Linked DNA regions of Homo sapiens: region 2 is linked to region 1. Evidence: read pairs that join two places in POLR2A ChIA-PET (ENCODE). Cell type or tissue: K562. All regions are shown on one strand. Region 1 overlaps DCHS2 (dachsous cadherin-related 2). Region 2 overlaps DCHS2 (dachsous cadherin-related 2).

The links. Peaks named below come from ENCODE experiments on the same cell type or tissue, not always from the same donor. Only the 100,000 strongest peaks of a DNase experiment are listed, where the experiment ranks them.
Region 2: POLR2A ChIA-PET joins it to region 1 with 5 read pairs; 2 of 35 experiments call an interaction of 5 or more read pairs at or near these places.

Annotation. Positions count from the first base shown.
Region 1 is chr4:154,455,322-154,457,821 of GRCh38, reverse strand. All of the region lies in intron 1 of DCHS2 (dachsous cadherin-related 2), which reads left to right. Among named protein-coding and RNA genes, the nearest start is that of DCHS2, 35 kb to the left of the region's middle. In K562, no CTCF peak of the experiment used is centred here; a DNase peak (open chromatin) is centred at 1,351.
Region 2 is chr4:154,367,996-154,370,495 of GRCh38, reverse strand. All of the region lies in intron 2 of DCHS2 (dachsous cadherin-related 2), which reads left to right. Among named protein-coding and RNA genes, the nearest start is that of DCHS2, 120 kb to the left of the region's middle. RefSeq lists an enhancer at 2,100-2,169. In K562, no CTCF peak of the experiment used is centred here; no DNase peak of the experiment used is centred here.

The sequences.
Region 1 (2,500 bases):
GCTCCCCCCAGGTGTACTGAAGCAGAAACTGGCAGTAGAAAGAGGCGGGGGAGAGAAGCAATTTGTGCTTTAACAAGCCCTCCAGGTGATTCTGTGGACCCTAGAATAATTACTGTAATTGGGTATCACTTGTCAATTCAGCTCACCCTGTTATAAGCCAGATGTAACAGATGGCATAGATACTCTAAAAAACAAAATCGTCAACACTACTGCTGCTGGTTGTTGGATTTGTAGAAGCTTTTCTTGTGAAGAAAAATTTGCATGGCTGTTTTGGGGATGAGCCAATAGTAGCTCTAAAGGCAGGGATGTGTGCGCCATTCTTAAATGTTGCCACGGAAGCATTAAGGCCATAGTGATGGGAGCTAGAGGAACCAGGCATGGGTGAGTACTTTCTCATTTAGTTAAAATGGTGCTTGCTTTTATTTGTGTCATGTTAATAGGATAAAAGAAGGTAATAGACATGAAAATGATTTGCACGACTTGATGGATTTAGAAAAGTTAGACAATTTAAAGTTAGCAGTTGAGGAAGATGTTTTATAAAATAAACTTTGAGTCAGAACTAGAGCTAAAGGGCATGAGGTTAGTAGATGAACTTGTTGACATCTATTTTGGGTTTACGGAGGCCTGTTTTCTTACTTTTTGGTTAGATGTGTTTGAAATTACTATATAATTAGACTATAAGTAGGTAAACTTATGTAAAGCACAACATAAATGAACTTGTGCATTTATTCAGTCAACAAACATTTAAGTGCTCTAGGGGCTGGGGAATCAACAATGAAGAAAACAGATGGTCATGCCTTCATGGAACTCATACTCTAGTGGGTTGCAGTTATATTTTAGTATGTACATGTTACAGGTAAGCTATACATGGGTACTTATGAGTAAACTGAGGTTGATTAGTGGAAAAAATCACAACGCAAAAAAGTCCCATATGGCAATAACAGTTTACCTACTTATAGCCCAAATATATTATAATATCAAACACATCTAACCAGAATGTAAGAAAAAAGTCCTCTGCAAACCCAAAATAGATGTCAACAAGTTCATCTACTAACCTCATGCCCTTTACCTATAGCTCTGACTCAAAGTTTATTTTATAGAACGTCTTCCTTGACTTGTTATTTTAAGTTGTCTACCTTTTCTAAATCCATCAAGTCCTTCCAGTACACCATGACTTTTCTCATGCTCTGTTCTTTTGTGCCTGTAATTCCCTCACTTCCTCTGTTTTGCTTAATAAAATTGTATATATTCTTCAAAATCCAGCTCACATCTCACTTCCGAGAACCGTTCTCAGAGACGGAGCTAGTTTCCGCATCTCCTGTGCACTCACAGCAGCGTGTCATATCTGCATTAGCATCTGGAGCTCCACTGTTGGGTTCCTCTCTCTGTGTGCTTATCTTCTCCGTTGGACTGCAGATTCCTGGAGGACAGGGACTGAGTCTAAAGGAGCTCAGATCATCAGCAGCTACTGCACTGTTGATGATAAATAAAAGAGGCTCAATAAATGCTTGCTATATGAATGATTTTAACATGGTAGTCTGGTTTCCAATCTCACAGCCCCTGAGAGATAGCAAATTAAAAGAAAGTTTCCTGGTGGAGAGATACTATAGCAGCGAAGACAGACTCCTGACAACTTTACAACAAAAGGCAAAACAGAAAACCTATATACTATATATACAGAAGCCTAGATAGAAGCGCAGCCTGGAGAACAAATTATTACTTTTTTTTTTTTTAAATGGAGTCTTGCTCTGTTGCCCAGGCTGGAGTGAAGTGGCATGATCTCAGCTCATTGCAAGCTCTGCCTTCCAGGTTCAAGCAATTCTCTTACCTCAGCCTCCTGAGTAGCTGGGATTACAGGCATGTGCCACCATGCTCAGCTAATTTTTGTATTTTTAATAGAGACGGGGTTTCACCATGTTGGCCAGGCTGGGCTCGAACTCCTGGCCTCAAGTGATCCACCTGCCTCTGCCTCCCAAAGTTCTAAGATTACATTCGTGAGCCACTGCACCCAGCCCCAAATTATTACTTTTAATCTTGTAAATCCTATAGCATGGTAATCTTTTGTGGCCAAGAAACACTTTATTGAGCAGCTATGAATACCTTTTTGAAATATTGTGTTGAGCGAAAGAAAATTGCTGCATGGCATTTTGCAAAGAAGCTGCGTAGTACAGTTCTTATTTGGAGTCTACTCCCCAGTCTGCCACATGGCAAGTGTAAGTTTCATCTAAATCACTAAAATTCCACCAGAAGTGATTTCCTTTTGTGCAAAATGGAGCCAAGCAAACCTACAACATAGAATTGTTTTCATAATTAGATAAAATAATGTGTGTGAAGGGCATTTAATAAACAAAATCACTTGCAGACATGGTGGGAACTCATATCACAAAATGTATGTTAAAGACAGGATCCAAGCAATTTACAGAAGTATTTAATTTTTCCATTCCCATCTCTTCCTTCCTATGATATTTCCCTTGACAATTCATGAAGTCAGATGATTCTT
Region 2 (2,500 bases), 87 kb after region 1:
ACAGGGCATAATAATAGTCTCTATCTTAAAAAATACTCTGGATTCCTTTTGATGTCATGTACCTTTTCAGAAAACCATTTTATTCTTCTTCTTTCTTCACAGCAAGTCTCCTAAAATAGTGGTCTCCATTTCCTCACTTTTCAATCTTTATTTGATCTATTTTTCCCTCTCTACCTCTTCTATAAGACTGCTTTTCTCTACATGGTTACTGTCGTGCCATAACCTGGGATTCTTTATTTATTTTTATCTGATTCATCCTCTCAATGAATTTGAAAATATTCTTTAGATGCTGCTTCTCTTGGATTTGGTGATGTCACAACTTATGTTTCTTTTTTTTCCCCTTTAAGAAGCTGGAACCTCATTTCCTTCCACCTTTGTTTATTGAATCATGAAATATAGACTGGAGTTCATTGACATAGAAAGCTCACTGGAATGAAACCACAGCTCACAAGAGCTGAGAGATGTGAAGGAGAGATGTTATTAATATTCTACTATTCAGGAGTCCCAGAAGGCAAGAACAAAGAGAATGGAAAGCAGACAATTACCAAAGTAGAAGTAACGGTAGAAAATGTTCCCTACCTGCTGATTGCCCTAGGCGACCCTCCTGCCTCCAATATTATATGTTTTCAAGCTTGGAGCTTTCCCAAACAACTTTCATCTTTTATAGTATAACTTGAAGAAATTGGGTTTCCTACCATAATCCTCACAATTAAATGCTGAAAATGAAATAAAAATGCCACATGAATCATCAGTGGAAAAAGAAATGATAAGACAAAATTAAGACATACTCATGCATGGAATTTATGGGATGTATTAGCTACCTATTGCTGTATAACAAATTATTCCTGAATCTAGCAGCTTAAAATAGCAAACATTCATTATCTTATATAGTTTTTAAGGGCCAGGAACCTGCAAGTGGCTTTGCTGGGTGGCTCTGACTCAGTCTCTCATGAGGTTGCATTATCGAAACAGTTTCCATGAGCTGGACAAAAGTTTAGCTACACAGCATTGGGAAGTGCACACTCTAAGTGGATGGAGAAAATTAGTTTAGATCAGCTATTCCCGCACTGTGTTCTGTGGGAAACTGGTTTCCCAATATGTTTCTTTCAAAGAGCATTCTGGGGCCTAAAAAGAGTGGGGAACACCTCAGAACTCACTCCCTCTAGAAATGTATGTGCAAAAGGCTCTGTGAGAAGTTCTGAGGCATAGAATGCATCCACTTAACTTGGTGAATTCAGCATTTTCCCCCCTTTTTGTCTGAGGAAGTTCTCTACCTTTTTTGTAAAGATGCATCTCTTCTTCCCTATCCCAGATACCTCTTTCTAAAATCTAGATTTGATCTTGTCATTTCATTGAGGATAGCAATAGTTGTCCCATGTGGGTGTTTAAGAAGACAACATTAGAATTCTGTCCTTTTACATTTTAGTTTTCTGATATTTGTAATATAAGTAATACATTAGCACAGTAAATGTATATACAGTTTATTAACAGATAAAAAATATATATTAAGAATGTACACACCACATTTTATACTGATGGAGTAGAATAAATCTGTCCTCTTTAGCACTTAAATCAGGTGAGAGGAATCTGACTGCCAAGCCTGTCCTCTGGATTCTGCCCAGCCTCTGTCACTAAATGCCCAGCCCTCTCTAGCCCCACTAGTGTGCTTACCCTACCGGCAACAAAAATGTATTGTTGGCCAGGCATGGTGGCTCATGCCTGTAATCCCAGAACTTTGGGAGGCCAAGGTGGGTGGATCACCTGAGGTCAGGAGTTCGAGACCAGTCGACCATCTCTACCAAAAATACAAAATTAGCCGGGTGTGGTGGTGTGTGCCTGTAATCCCAGCTATTCGGGAGGCTGAGGTAGGAGAATCACTTGAACCCGGGAGGCGCAGGTTGCGGTGAGCCAAGATCGTGCCATTGCACTTCAGCCTGGGCAACAACAGAGAAACTCCATCTCAAAAAAAAAAAAAAAAGTATTATACGTTTTCCACTTTGTGCATCTAACATTTGCTTATTTTTTACAGCACTGCCTGATTTAGGATCTTTGTTCTTAAATATCTTAAGCTGGGGCAATATTCATTTCTTCATATTTTCCCCACTTTTTCATTACTTCTCTTACCTCAACCCTAAGTGACCTCTTGAATTTGAGGAGAAATAAAAAAGAAAGAGGAAGGGGAAAGGAAAAGGGAAAGCAAAACTGAGAAGAAAGGCAGTTTCGAGCAGCAGCAGGGTCTGTGGCAGAGGTGAAGGAATATTTTCTATAAGCTTATCACCAGTGTGCAGTCCCCTCTTACTACGTCGAACCTGGAGACATACAGGTTACTTAGGGTGGCTGCAGATGTAGGGCGACCCTGCATTTTAAGCATAAAGGCCAGATAGATGAACTTGCATTGTTCTTTGTGGAATCATAACCAGCCCCATTTCTCCTATTCTAATTGATACCCGGCATGGCTCTGGCACTTTATTCAACTCAGAACATGGAAAATCAGACTATT